Regions from separate parts of the Homo sapiens genome. Here region 2 is linked to region 1. Evidence: chromatin contacts called from ENCODE Hi-C or POLR2A ChIA-PET data. All regions are on one chromosome and are shown on one strand. The core of a region is the stretch at or near the end of the contact, and the rest is flanking DNA. Distances in the headings are between cores, read along the strand shown.

What was found. Hi-C counts contacts between places; a loop is a spot of excess contacts on that map. ChIA-PET counts read pairs that join two places held with the same protein, here RNA polymerase II (POLR2A).
Region 2: a loop to region 1 is called in a map of B cell, with 9 times the contacts of the local background. The contact joins the enhancer-like site here to the promoter of GPR68 in region 1. A Hi-C loop is called at or near these places in 1 of 168 maps with a recorded cell type or tissue (B cell). POLR2A ChIA-PET finds 5 or more read pairs at or near these places in 1 of 52 experiments (CD8-positive, alpha-beta memory T cell).

What each region holds. Positions count from the first base shown.
Region 1 is chr14:91,239,931-91,247,797 of GRCh38, reverse strand. GPR68 (G protein-coupled receptor 68) reads left to right here and starts at 3,094. Exons shown (of 2, transcript NM_001177676.2): 1 at 3,094-3,501. RefSeq lists enhancers at 3,327-3,376, 2,896-3,397, 4,457-4,566.
Region 2 is chr14:91,814,897-91,822,763 of GRCh38, reverse strand. The region is part of intron 1 of TC2N (tandem C2 domains, nuclear); the gene reads left to right. Among named protein-coding and RNA genes, the nearest start is that of TC2N, 49 kb to the left of the region's middle. Within about 2 kb of position 4,688, at least 2 of the 41 ENCODE cell types and tissues checked have a DNase peak (open chromatin) inside an H3K27ac peak, as active enhancers do; they include B cell, where a contact is called at or near this core.

The DNA of each region.
Region 1 (7,867 bases), core at 1,845-4,344:
AAGGTGGGTGTGGGAGGCAGAATAATGCCCTCTCTAAAGAGGCCCAGTTCTTAATCCCCAGAACCTGCCACTGCGTTACCTTACGTGGCAAAGGGAGATTAAGGCAGCAGGTGGAATTAAGACTCCTAATCAGCTGACCTTAAAGTAAGGAGTGATCCAGCATTGTCACAAGCAAGGACCCTTTGAAGTGGAAGAGGGAACATGAGAGTCAGAAGAGGAGATGTGATGTGAGAAGGACTCAGTTGACTGCTGTAGGCTTTGAAGATGGAAGATGCCACAAGCCAAAGTATGCTAGAAGTCTCTAGAAGCTGGAAAGACAAGGAAATGGATTTTAGAGCCTCAAGAAAGAATGCGGCCCTGCAGACTGCAGTTTTGATTTTAGCCAGTAAGATCGATGTCATGCTTTTGACCTCCAAAACTGCAAGATAAGAAATCGATGTTGTTTCAGCCAGCCACGGTGGCTCACGCCTGTAATCTGAGTACTCTGGGAAGCCAAGACAGGTGGATCACTTGAGGCCAGTAGTTTGAGACCAGCCTGGCCAACATGGCAAAACCCCATCGCTACTAAAAATACAAAAATTAGGGCCAGGTGTGGTGGCTCACGCCTGTAATCCCAGCACTTTGGGAAGCCGAGGTGGGCGGATCACCTGAGGTCGAGAGTTCAAGACCAGCCTGACCAACATGGAGAAATCCCATCTCTACTAAAAATACAAAATTAGCCAGGCATAGTGACACATGCCTGTAATCCCAGCTACTCAGGAGGCTGAGGCAGGAGAATAGCTTGAACCTGGCAGGTGGAAGTTGCCGTGAGCCGAGATCACGCCATTGCACTCCAGACTGGGCAACAAGAGCGAATCTCAAAAAAAAAAAAAAAAAAAAAAAGTTAGCCTGGTGTGGTGGCGCATGCCTGTAATCCTAGCTCCTTGGGAGGCTGAGGCAGGAAAATTGCTTGAACCCAGGAGGTGGAGGTTGCAGTGAGTGGAGGTGGTACCACTGCACTCCAGCCTGGGCAACAGGATAATCCCTGCCACACAGAGTTGATATAAGGATTAAACAAAGGATGGGCACAGCACCTGGTGCAAAGCAAATGCTCAGGAAATGGTAAAGGGAGCTCTTGGCACTGAGCCACTCCAGGCTATTTTCTAACTCCTTGAGGGCCAAGCACATGAGAGAGCATGGGCTCTTTTTTCTCTTACTGAGCTAGCATTTCACAAAGACCTGGGCTCAGCCAATTTGAGTAAAACCAAAGAAAGTTTCACCCCTCCTTCATCCCAAAGGCATGGTCCTTACTCCAGGTGCAGTAGGGCACATGCTGCCAGCAGAGGGGCTGGGGCAGCTTGCCAGCCCCTGGCAGGGCTGGAGGCGGGAGGGGACACCATGCCATTAGTGGTTCCTGCAGGTATAGACGATGATGGTGTAGACGGCCGGTGTGTGCACACCCTGTTAGGACAGGCCACCCCGTAGAGGGCCAGAGGTGCTCTCTCTGGCAGGTTGTGTCCTAGGGGTAAGCCAGGCAGTCACTGCTAAGTCAGTTCTGTGCTCCTAACCCCGCGTCCTCCTATATGACATCAGGGAAAGCCAGCCACACTTCCGCAACTCAGAAGTAGCACGTGTGTCTAAATGCACGCTACTGCACCACAACAAGCTGAAGCCTTTGCTCGTAACATAAGGCCTGCAAGAAGCAACTGACGTAGGAAACTTTTTTTTTTTTGAGACGGAGTTTCGCTTTTGTCGCCCAGTCTGGAGTGCAATGGCATGATCTCAGCTCACCGCAACCTCTGCCTCCCAGGTTCAAGTGATTCTCCTGCCTCAGCTTCCCGAGTAGCTAGGATTACAGGCATGCGCCACCACCCCCAGCAAATTTTTGTATTTTTAATAGAGATGGGGTTTCACCATGTTGACCAGGCCGGTCTCCAACTCCTGACCTCAGGTGATCCACCCGCCTCGGCTTCCCAAAGTGCTAGGATTCCAGGCGTGAGCCACCGCACCTGGCCGGAAATAGTTTTTAAAAGGCCTGCTATGTGGTAGCATTTGCTTGGAGGGCCCAGGCCCCACTGAAGGGGATTTCCTTAGACCCCCTACCAACAGAGTGAGGGCAGTGGAGCCAAGGCTCTTGGCATGAATAAGATGGGCATCAGTGTTTTAAACTGTGTTGGTCCCCAGAGCAGGGACCAAGCACAGGGCTCTGGCCACTTCCAGCAGGAAGGACTCGCACCCCCAGTGGCCCCATGCACCGTATCTGTTGGCTTCCTGGCTCTGGCAACGTAGCTTATAATCAGCTTCCAAGGAGTCTGCCTTGGAGGGAGGTGGTTACGCCAAAATGCTGGGCCTTTCCATCCTCCGTGTTATGTGTGTGAGGGAGGGAGTTTAGTAAGTGCTCCTGAGAGCCAGAAGGGCCCCCGGGGCCAGAGCCCTGGGCTTGATTCCTTCTCTGGGGACCGACACAGTTGAAAACATTGATGCCCGCCCTATCCTTACTGATGCCCAGAGCCTTAGCTCCACTGCCTTCGCTCTGCTGCTCTGCCAAACAGGATCCTACCTGCTTCACCACATCCGTGGCTGCCCACCTTCACTGCACTTTAGAACAGTCCAGGGAGCTTTAGAGCCACTGATGCTGGCACGTCACTTCCAGGAAACATGATTTAACCAGCCCCGGGTGGGGCCCGGGCATTGGTATTTTTTTTGTAGGCTCCCAGGTATGTTCTCATGCACATGGCCAGGGTTGAGCCCCAGTGACCCAGATGTTGGCGGCTTCCCCCACCCTTGCCTGGATCCCGGTATCCTGTAGGTGCTGAAAGGTGGCTAGAATTAGCCCACCCCCTCCTCCTGTATCCCCCCACCACAGTCCTGAGGGCACCTGCCCCTAGCTCAGGCTTTCACATTCCCAGCGAGGCTGCTCACTGACTCTGGGTTGCATGGAGAGCAGAGGAAGATGCGTGGAGAGAGCCATTCCGCCGCCCTCAGCCTCTGGCTGGCGAGTGGTTCCTCGGCAACCGCCCAGCCTGACACCAGATTGGAGTTCACATGATTCTGCCTCAGCTCGGGAATGGGCAGCCTCCAGCTGGGGATTTTCTAGCCGGAGCTGGGAGGTTCAGGCTGCGGGAAGTCGCTGGAGGGAGAGCTGGGATCGTGGCTGCAAGGGTGCCCAGGCTCCTGCAGAGCCTCTGCAGGAAGCCCAGCTGTTTGAGGTTTGAAGGCAGAGCCTAGCTGGGGCAGGCAGAGTCAGAGAGGACTCGTTTCAGAGTCCCCCCTCAGAGGACTCCCTCCATCCTGATTTCAGCAGCTGCCTGCTCCTCACCTGGTTGCAGAGACCACACTGCCTTCCTGGGGCCCTGAGGCTCTAGGAGAAGCTGGAAAGCACAGGTGGGGGTCCATCCAGCTGTTTCCAAACTGCGGGTTGTGACCCATTCATGGGTCAGTAAATCAACTTCATAGCTCATGACCTGCATTTAAAAAATTGAAATAGAATAGAAATGATCAGAGTGCGTGGCAAGAAGTAGGGTAAGTATTGCTTTGGGGAAGTTTGTTGCTTTGTACAGATGTGTGTGTGTGTGTGTGTGTGTGTGTGTGTGTGTGTGTCTGTGTTCTGGGTCGCGATGTCAGGTGTATTTCTTGCTATTGCTTGTGATCCAAAAAGCTCAAAGGCAGCAAGTTGGTGCCTAGACACGTGGGTTCTGGATTCAGATCCACCCCAACTGACTGTGTGAGTTTGAGCCTCCCTGCATTAGCCTCTCTGGGCTTCAGGTTCTGAGAAATGGCTTAGCAATGCCAGCCCACCTGACTCACAGGGACTTCGTGGGCCCAGATGGGACTGACCTTTGAAACAGTGACAAGGGTTCTAGAAGTGAGATGCTATGGTCCACGTTGTTGCTGGAGTGAGGCGATCTGGGGGGAAAATGGGGACTAAGGAAAAATGCATCCTGATGTTTCCCCTCTCCTCAGAGGGAAAAATAAAGCACTTTCAGAAAATGAAACAGCCTTGCTTAAAGCATGCAGAGGTTTGGCCAACTGAAGGAAAAGGAAGCTGGGCCCTGGGGAAACTCCCCAGCTCTTGTGGGTTTGGGGTTCCGTGAGCAGCCCTGGCACCATGAGTAACTGTCTGTGTGCGTGCCGGTGTGTGCTGCACGAAAGGGGGGGCGAGTTAGATCACTATTTATGTGCCAGCTGGAATCCAGCATTTAGGCACCTCCGCCTTCTGACTTGGGACATGCAAGAGACTCCTAGCTTAGTCAGAGAGGCCTTTCCTTCCTGTTGGGAGCTTAATTTCTCTTGGTCATTAAAGTCCTCAGAGACCTCTATGCTGATTTGCATTTGCTAAAGATTTGCTTTCAGGCGTTGAGTCACTCTATAGTTTTTCTCAATTTTTTAGCTGGGTAATAAAGTGTTATTTTGATTCTTTTCTCCAATGCCTTCCCAAACTACGGACTGGCCACGTGGCTGGTTTTCCTCAGTGGGCGTTGAAAACATGGTTGACCTGCTAAAGCATAGTCCAGGTGAAGGGGCCAGGCCAGGACCAAGCCTGGTGGCCATTGCTGCAGCATCTGTGAGGACTGGAGCTTGGCTGAGCTGGGGGCTTGAGGGTGGTGGTTCTGGGATGATCATGATAGTCAGCACAGCATGAAGGAAAGTATGGACCAGTCCGAGTTCCAGACCTGGCCTGCCGCATCTCAACTGCAGAGACTTCAGCAGGTTGGTTCATCTCTCTGAGCCTCAGTTTCTTTATCTGTAAAGTGGGAGCTGATGAGAGTGGTGTTGAAAGAGAGAACAGACATTCAGAAACTTGCCTGGCAAGTGCAGGGCCCTCGACAGATGTGGCTTAGTTCTTCTCTACATCTACGTTTTTCCATTTATGGAATATTTTCGCATCCACTGTGTTCTTTGATTTTTGAGGAGGAAGGTTCCTGTGGAGATGAGGTAGAGGGCAAGTCAGAGTTTCCATCTGGGGGTGCCTGTCCTCAGGGAACAGTAGAAGGGAAGGCACTGGTGAAAAATCAGGACCCTCAGACCAGCTCAGGCAGGCTGAGCAGAGAGGGGACCACGGTGATTCCTCCTCCTCACTTTCCTGTTTCTATTAATGATATCCTCACTGTCCCAGCACCCAGCCTCAACCCCCCACCACTTACCTATCCACTCACTCACCTACTCACCTACTCACCTATCCACCCACCCATAATCCATCTGCCACCCATTCCCTCATCCATCTATCCATCTTCCCCTCACCTGTGCATCCATTTACACATTCACCCATCCACTTAGCCACCCACCCACCCACCCACCCACCCTTCCATCAGCTCACCTATCCACCCACCCATACGTCCGTCTGTCCACCCATTCACTCATCCCTCTATCCCTCTACCCCTCACCCATGCATCCATTTACACATTCACCCATCCACTTATCCATCCACCCACCCATCTATCCACTCACCTCTCCAGCTGCCCATATATCCATCTATCCAGCCATCCAGTCATCCATCTATCTGGCTACCCCTATCCCTCCATTTACTCATTCACCCTCCCACCTCTCCACCATCCATCCAACAAATAATTCTGGGGAGGCTATAAGGACCAGGCACCAAGAAAAATCTCCAATTTGCCCCTGGTTGTTCCCCACCTCCCTTGTAATTACTTGCCAGTTCTACAGCTTCACACTGTTTCCTCTCTCGCCCTGCCTACCTCTTATTTAGATCCAGTCACACCAACCTACTTTCAGTTCCGCAGAGCTGCCCCTTCTCTTCCTCTTGCATTTCGTCTGTTTCCACACATTTTCCACAGGTAGAAACTCTCCTCTGCTTCGGCAGCACTTCCTCTTTCTTCTGATCTTACTGTAACTGCCGATGCTCAGGAAGGCCTTTCCTGACAGGGTGAGGCCCCCACCCGTGAATCCTCACAAAACCCTGCGCTCTCTTTGTGAGCTTGTTTCACTTATCTTCTCTCCTCCGCCTTAGGACTAAAAACCACTTGTTACTAGGGGCCAGTGTCTAGTGTTGTGCCTTCCATATAATAGACACTCGGTGAGTATTTGCTGTATGAATGAATACTTGGGTGGACGGATGGATGAATGGATGATGGATGTTTGAATGGATGGATGAACAGATGGATGGATGGGTGGATGATTGGAGAACCATGGAAGCATTTGCAGCAGGGTGTGACTGGGTTAGATTTCTGTTTAGAGGATGGCTTTGAGGATAGTAAGATGGAGACAGGAAGCAGCCCAGGAGGAGGCTGTTGCACTGACTCTGGGAAGGAGCTCTTGACCAAGCCCATCTAGGGTGCTGGCAAGAGAGCTGAAGAGGAGGAGATGGATGTAGGAAATACTTAGAGTTGAAAATGGTAGAACTTGGAAATTAACTGGACGCTGTGGATGAAGATGTGGGTGAAAGCTGAAGGCCAGCCATTGACATGAATGATTGGGCAGGTGAGGAGGCCCCTTCCAAGAACAGGGCAGTGGAGAAAATGATGGACCCAGCGTGGGCCTCACTGAGCGTGTCCTGTGAGTGGCAGGAAGCTGGTTATGCCTTCATCCTGGGAAAGACCTGGGAGTCATCAGAGTGTAGATGGGGTTGAAACCACGGAGAAGCAGCCATCCCACAGGGAGTGCACAGGGAATAAAAAGGGCAAACCAGTGTTTAATGTGTGTGGCAGAGAGGCCCACTGCACCCACCATACACTGCCTTGCATGATAGTGATTTGTGCATGGGACATTCCTGTCTTTCGAGCTTGGAGGTTCCTTGAGACTGGCAGCCATTTCTTGCATTTTGTTTGTTTTGAGATGGGGGGTCTCACTCTGTCACCCAGGCTGGAGTACAGTGGCACGAACATGGCTCACTGCGGCCTTGACCTCCTGGGCTCAAGCGATCCTCCCACTTCAGCCTTCTGATTAGCTGGGACTATAGGTGTGCACCACCATGCTTTGCTAATTTTTAAATTTTATGTAGAGACAGAGTCTTGCTGTGTTGCCCAGGCTGGTCTTGAATGTTGCGGGAAGTCAGGGACCCTGAATGGAGGGACCGGCTGAAGCCATGGCAGAAGAACATAAATTGTGAAGATTTCATGGACATTTATTAGTTCCCCAAATTAATACTTTTATAATTTCTTATGCCTGTCTTTACTGCAATCTCTGAACATAAATTGTGAAGATAATCATGGACATTTATCACTTCCCTCATCAATACTCTTATGATTTCCAATGCCTGTCTTTAATCTCTTAATCCCATCATCTTCGTAAGCTGAGGATGTATGTTGCCTCCGGACCCTGTGATAATTGCGTTAACTGCACAAATTGTTCGTAAAGCATGTGTGTTTAAACAATATGAAATCTGGGCACCTTGAAAGAAGAACAGGATAAAGCGATGTTCAGGGAACAAGGGAGGTAACCATTAGGTCTGGCTGCCTGAGAGCTGGGTGGAACAGAGCCATATTTCTCTTCTTTCAAAAGTGTATAGGAGAAATATCGCTGAATTCTTTTTCTCAGCAAGGAACAGCCCTGAGAAAGAGAATGCATTCCCAGGGGTAGGTGTCTAAAATGGCTGCTCTGGGAATGTCTGTCTTATACAGTTGCAGATAAGAGATGAAATAAGCCCCAGTCTCCCATAGCGCTCCCAGGCTGATTAGGATGAGGAAATTCCCGCCTAATAAATTTTGATCAGACTGGTTGTCTGCTCTCAAACTCTGTCTCCTGATAAGATGTTATCAATGACAATATGTGCCCAGTGGGACATGAAACTTCATTAGCATTTTTAATTTCGCCTCGGTCCTGTGATTTTGCCCTGCCTCCATTTGCCTTGTGATATTTTATTACCTTGTAAAGCATGTGATCTCTGTGACCCACACCCTATTCATACACTCCCTCCCCTTTGAAAATCACT
Region 2 (7,867 bases), core at 3,439-5,938, 570 kb before region 1:
CAGCCTGGGCGACAGAGCGAGACACTGTCTCAAAAAAAAAAAAAAAAAAGATAATGAGTATATTACCCCCACTCCAAAGTTTCCTCCTGCCCCACCAAGTCCTTCCTTTCTGTCCCTCTCTGTGCTTCATCTCCCCACTCCTCACTGTCCCGAGGCAGCCTCTGATCTACTTTTTGTTACTATTGATTAATTTCCATTTTCTACAATTTTATATAAATTGAATCATGCAGTGGAGTTCAGCTACAAATCAGTATTAATAAGATAGCTAGAAAAGCCAAATTAAAGACAAAATAAGAACTGAAATATGACTTTGTTATTAATAAAGCAAATGCAAGAGAATATGGCACATATCTGTATGGCACATACTCTTTTTGTTGGCATTCTTTTGCCCAGCATAATTATTTTGAGATTCATCCATATTGTTGCATGTTTAACCAGCTTACTTCTTTATTTCTGAGTAGTGTTCCATTGAGCCACAGTTTGTTTTCTAAATGGATTAATCTGTTGATAGATACTTGATAGTTTTCAATTTTTGGCTATTTTGAATAGATTTGCTATGAACACCAGTGTACAACTCTTTGTGTAAACATGTGATTGCTTTTTTCTTAAGTAAATATGTAGTAATGGCATGTCTGGATCATGTAGCAGGTATATGTTCAACTTTAGAAACTTGTCAAACTGTTTTCTAAAGTGGTCATGCCATTTTACAGTCCCACCAGTAGAATAGGAGAATACTACTTGTCACATATCATAAACATTTGGAATGGTCAATCTTTGTAATTTTATCCTTTTTAATCAATGTATATTGTTGTCTTTTTATAGTTTTAATTTGCATTTTCCTAATCACTAACTGTGTTGAGCATGTTTTCATGTGCTTTTTGGCCACTTGTAGATTTTTTTGGAGAAGTGTCTTTTCAAATCTTTTGCCTATTTTTTAATTGGGTTATTTTTCTTTTTATTATTAAGTTGTAATAGTTTTTTATATATGCTGGATATAATCCATATTTTATTGGATGTGTGATATGCAAATATCTTCTCTCAGTCTCCGAGTGGTCTTTTCACTTTGTTAATGGTGTCTTTTAAAGCACAAAGTTTTTAATTTCAATTAAATCTAGTACATCAAATTTTTCTTTGATCATGTGTGCTTTTGGTGTTGTGTCTAAGAAATTACTGCCTAACCCAAGTTTACAAAGATTTACTCCTATGTTTTCTTCTAAGAGTTTTGAAGTTTTAACTCTTACATATAGGTGCATAATCAGTTTTGAGTTAGTTTTTGTATATGGTGGGAGGCAGGGATCCAATTTTTTTTTTTGTGGGAAGGGCATGTGGATATAATGTGGATATAAATATTGATATTCAGTGTCCTAGCACCATTTGTTGAAAACACTATTTCTTTCCCTTTAAAATTTCTTGGCACCTTTGTTAAACATCAATTGACTATAAATGTAAGGGTGTATTTCTGGGCTCTGAATTTAATTCTATTGATTTATTTATCTGTCCTTATACTAATATTATATTGTCCTGATGACTAGTTTTGTAGTAAATTTTGAAGTTAGTCTTTCCACTTTGTTCTTTTTTTTTCCCCAAGATTGTTTTGGCTATTCTGCACCCTTTACGTTCCCATATGAGTTTTAGGATCAGCTTGTCAATTTCTGTAAAAAAGCTGGAAGGGATTTTGGTAGAGATTGTGTTGAATCTGTAGATCAATTTGGGGAGTATTGCCACCTTAGCAATATTAATAATATTACCATTTTAATGATATTACATCTTCCAATCCATGAACATGGGATATCTTCACAAGTATTGAGCTCTTCTTTAATATCTTTCAGTAATGTCTTGTGGTTTGCAGTGTATAAGTCTTGTACTTCATTTCTTAAAGTATTTGTATTTTAAGTTTTTAAAAATGTTATTATGAATGGAATTGTTTTCTATTTCATTTTTGGAGTGTTCATGGTTAGTATATAGAAATGCAATTAACTTTTGTATATTTCTCTTATATCTTGCAACCTTAGTGAACTTCTGGTAAGTTTGTTAGTGAATTTCTTAGATTTTTTTTTTTTATTTACAAGATCTTGTTGTCTGTGAATGAAGAGTGTTTTACTTCTTGATTTCCAAGATGAATGCCTTTGACAAAATATTTTTAGCCTAATTGGCTTAGCTAGAATCTCAAATATAGTGTTGAATAAAGGTAGAGAGAGTAGAAATCTTTTTTTTTTTTCCTGGCTTTAGAGGGAGACTTTCAATCTTTCACCAGTTCCTGTGATGTTAACTATAGATTTTTTCATAGATGCTGTTTATTATTATGTTGAAAGATTCTCTTCTATTCTCAGTATTTTTATCACGAATATTGGATTTTGTCAAATTTTTGTATCTATTGAGATTATCCTATAGTTTTTGTCCTTTATTCTGTTAATATGATGCATTACATGAATTGATTATCAGATGTTAAACTAATCTTGCAATCCTGGGATAAATCTTGCTTGGTTATGATACATAAATCTTTTATACGTTTCTGGATTTGGCTTGCCAGTATTTCATTGAGGATTTTGGGTGTATGTTCTCAAGGGGTATCCATCCTTTTATTTTTAACTTATTTGTATTTAAAATGTTTCTTGTAGGCAGCATATACTTGTATCATACTTCTTTATCCAGTCTGGCAATTTCTGCCTTTTAATTGGCATATTTTAAAGTATTCACACTTGTGATTCTTGATATAATTAAGTTCAAATCTATCATCTTGCTATTTGTTTTCTACTCATCCTATCTGTTCTTTGTTCCCCCTTTCTTTTTCTGCTTTCTTTTATTAATTGAGTATTTTAAAATTATTCCATTTTATCTCCTTTGTTGGCTTATAAGCTGTAACTCTGTTTTCTTATTTTAGTGGTTGTGTTAGGGTTTATAGTATATATCTTTAACTTTCTACAGTCAGTCCTCAAATGATATGATACCACATCACATATACTATAATTATTTACATTTTTACTTTTATTTCTCCCCCGGCCTTTGTGCTATTGATGTAATACATTTTAGTTTTACATATGTTACAAACCTTTTGTCTCAGTATAATTTTTTTGTCTAAGCTTTAATAAACTTGTAAAGAAATCCCAATAATAATAAATCATGTATTTATACTTATGGTGCACTTTATTCCTTTGTGTAGATTCATATTTCTATCAGATATTATCCTTTGGCCTGAAGGACATCATTTAACACTTCTTGTGGTGTAGCTCTGTTGGTAATATGTTCTTTCAACTTTTGTATGTCTGAAGAAGTCTTTATGTCACCTACATTTTTGAAAGATTTTCTCTGAGTGTCAAATTCTAGGTTGATGGGTTTTTTTCTTTCAGTACATTAAAGATCTTGCTCTACTGTTTTTGTTTTGTTTCCATTGAGAGCTATGCTACTATCCTTTTTAATTAATTAATTAATTTTTTGAGACAGAGTCTCTCTGTGTCACCCAGGCTGGAGTGCAGTGGCATGATCTCAGCTTATTGCAGCCTCTGCCTCCCAGATTCAAGTGATTCTTATGCCTCAGCCTCCCGAGTAGCTGGGATTACAAGCACACACCACCATGCTCAACTATATGCTGCTATTCTTAATCTTTGCTTTGATGTACATAACATGTCTTTTTTCTCTGGGTGCTTTTAAGATTTTCCCATCACTGTTTTTGAATGATGTTATTATGGCGTGGTGTGCATTGGTGTAGTTTTCTTCATGTTTCCTGACCTTAGTGTTGGCGGAGGTTCTTAGATCTGTGGTTTGTAGTTATCAAGTTTGGAAAATTTTGGCCATTATTTCTTCAAATATGCCCTCCCCCCTATCCCCAGTCTTCTTTGTGGACTCCAAATACATGTATTTTGGGTCACTTGAAATTGTCCCATGAGTCACAGATGCTTTTTATCATTTTGATGTTAGTCTTTTCTCTGTGTCTCATTTTAGTTAGTTTATCTTACTATGCCTTCAAGTTCATTAATATTTTCTTTTGCAATATCCAATCTGGTATTAATCCCATCCAGTATATTTTCCATCTCAGACATTATAGTTTTCATCTCTAGAAATTGGATTTGGGTCTTTTTAATATCGTCCATATCTCTACTTAACCTTTTGAACATATTGAGTCCAGCTATAACTATTTTAGTGTCCTCAACTGCCTTGTCTCAATTTTAGGTTGTTTCTAATTGATTGATTTTTTTTTCCTCTTCATTATGGGTTCTATATATTTTTTTGCTTCCTTGTATACCTGGTACTTTTTTTAATTGAATACCAGACATTGTGAGTTTTACCTTGAATGCTGGATATTTTTGGATTTCTGTAAATTTGCTTTGGGACACAGTTAAGTTTTGTGTAAACAATTTGATCCCTTTTCCAGTCTGATTTGTGGGGACAAGCATCACTCCTGACCTTGGTGAATACCAGTTATGTATAGTTTTTGTAAATTTTTCTGGTGTTTTTTTCCCGCAGTCTTGTGTAGCTTCCTTTTTTTGTGTGTGTGCTGATCAGTACTCTGTTGAATACTTGAGTGGGACCCTCTGCTGATCTCCATTGTTCTCTGTATGTACCTCTTTATTCTACAGTAGTCTGTTATGCAAACTCTCGCTGCCTTATTCTCCACATACTTTCAGCTTTGTCTCTTCATTTCAGAAAATCTTCTCGGCTTTGCTTGGGTAATTTCCCATGGCCTGGAAACTCCCTCAAGGGAGTAAGGTGGAAGGCTTACCTCATTTAGTTCCTATTTCTCAGTTCTTTGCTGTCTGATAGCCAGTGTCTTGAAAATTGCTGTTCCATATATTTTATTTGCTTTTCAGGTGGTAGGATAAATCTGTCTCTGTTACTCTATTTTGTACAAAAGTAAAATATCCATGTGTTTTTTAACTGTCTTTCCTGTAGTGTATTACTGGGTGTTCATTTTAATTAGATTTCACATTTCATTCATATAAACTTTTCTCTCTTTCTACTACCTTCCTCCATCTTCCCCAACTCATTTTGGATGACTCAAGGCCATCAATGTTGAGGACTTTTCCCCCTGAAGTAGCAGTCATTTTTAACCAATTCTACCACATTCCTGTCATGGTTAATGTTAAATATTTGCAAACTGATTGGGGTCAGAGATGTGGTTTGATGAATATATTCTTAGTTTTTATGGGAGATAGTTGTACTTTGTTTCCTTATCTATCAACTAGGTATTTGCTGAGTTCCAATTATATTCCCAGCATCATGTAGTGTGCTGAGTGCTAAGCAGAAAGTGAGTACAATATTGTTTTTGAGCAGTTTATGTTCTAACAGGGGAGACAGAACAAGATCTCATAAAATGTTAAGAAAAATGTTAAACTTTTTTTTTTTAAAGACACTAGACATTTAGAGATGAGAGACTATTCGTTTGATTTGGGTGGTTACGGAGTATTTTACTCTGATATGCTGGGGCTGAACAGGGCCTTTGAAAACGCATACATTTTAAAAATGGAAATAGTCACAAGATGTAATGGAAGAGAAGATACCATTTATGATAGCCAAGCAAATTATACAGGCATACACTTAATGAGAAATCTTCAGAATTTTTATGAGAACTCTAAAAACTCCTAAAGGTATAAGCATAAACTTGAACAAATATAAAGATATACTATGTTCTGTGTAGGAAGACTCAATATTCTTAGAGATGTCAGTTTTAAAAAAATAATTTAGAAGTTTAATATGATCCTGATGAAAGTACCATCAGATTTTTCCTCCTAGGGCTAGACAGATTATAAAGTTCATTTTCGAGAACAGACAAGCAAGAATAGCTAAGAAAATGCAGAAAGTGAAGAGGGGTAAAGATGACTTGTCTTGCTACATGTTATAACATGATATAAGAATTTAAGATTAAAATGATATACCATTGGTACAGGAATAGACAGAACAATTGAAGAGAATAGAAAATACACAATAAACCCAATTGCATATGGAAATTTAATGTGTACTAAAGGGAGCATCCTGTAAGTGGAGAAAATATGGAATTTTTAATATGTGGTGTTTGTGCTAATGAGATAGCGAATTGGGAAGAGGAAAGTTTGAATCCATTTCTCATACTGTATAACAGGATGTCAGTATAGAAAATAATACTGTACTAAGTACTGGAAGAAAACATGGGTAAATTATTTTATGATTTGTATAACACACACACTTTGGCATAGCAGAAACACCATAATCAAAGTAAAAAGATAAATGACAAACCAGAAGGATGTTTGCCACTTGTATAATGGACAAAGTGTTAATCTCTCAAATATCTAAAGAGCTTCAAAAACTGGAGAAGAAAAAGACCAACAGCTTTATGAAAATGTCGGCAGGAGACAGTGAATAGAATTCATATAAACAATTACAGATTAATCTTATATGACAAGAAGCTCAACATCACTTATAATAAGAGAGATATAAATTAAAACAACACAGTATATCATTTCTTTCCTATCACACTGGCAAAAGTCCATGGTATTAAGCATCAGTTTGACAGTGTATTTTGTTGGTAACAGAAAAAGGTACTCTTACATATTGCTATTGGGAATGCAAAATGGTGTGCTTCAGAGAGAATTTTGGCAATACAAGCAAAATTACACATATACACCTTTTGGCCCCATAGTCTTATCTCTAGGAATCTATCTTACAGATATATACTGAGAAATATCTGAGAAATATGTGTGCACAAAGCTACTGTGGCACTACTTCTAATAACAAAAGATGAAACAATTTAAAATTTGATCTGAATTTCAACAAAACAACTATACAAATTGAGACCATAGGGGAAATTTGAACAGTGAACAAGTAGTTGATGACATTAATTATTTTACACATGATAATACTATTATGGTTATGTTTAAAAAGAGCAACATTTTAGAAATGTTTGATATGTTACCATTCATTACAGATACTGTTTGTATTAATACTTGAAATGATTCACCTTCAGCCAGTGAGAGCCCCTTGAAGTTAACTCCTAAGTCCTTTGCCACATCTTTTGGAGATCATTATTTATGTGTTTATGGATGAAATTATATGATTAGAATTTATTTCAAAATAATCCAAAGGACAGGGTATATGGGGAGGCAGAGATGAAATAAGATTTGCCATGAGTTGATAATTATTTTAATCTGAGTGATTAGGGTTTTGTTATACTTCTTCGCATATGTTTAAAACCTCCTGTGAAAAACGTATGGAGTTTAAGTAGGCATAAATGAAGGCAGTGCATTTAGAACAAAGGCACTGAGACCAAGGACAATAGGAAATTGGACATGAAGTTCTTATACAATTTAATTTCCTGGTAAATGTAAAATAGACTTCCTTTATTTGCTCTATATCTTATTTGTGGTGTCTTTTTGTGTGTATGTGATGTAGTGCTTAAGGTATACTTTTCTATTAGTATAACTCTAAAGATTAAAATAATTCATGAAGTATGCAGTTTATTTGTTTATTGGTGCCCATTATAGGGCCTTTGAATTACCAGAATAATTGATCTGGAGGAAGTGAATGTTTTCTCACACTTTTTATGGGGTGCCATGTTTTCTTTTAACTTTTGCTTGAACATAGATTTAGATAGATCAGGTGAAAGAGAAAAATTGTTTTAGTTATACTATATGTGTATTTATTAGAGTATAATAATGAATAAACTTTCCTTTAAGATACTTAGTTTCTTTATCAGCTTTTTAATTTCATCTCCATTTCTCCTAGTCTGTTTTTATTTATCCCTGTGTTCTCCTACCTCTCTAACCCTGTCTCCTTTACCACTCTTTACTTTTTTTTAAATATGCTTTTTCTTTACTTTTCAAATTGAACAAATTGTATGTATTTATTGTATACAATGTGATGTTTTGAAGTGCCTATACATTGTGAAATGATTAAATCT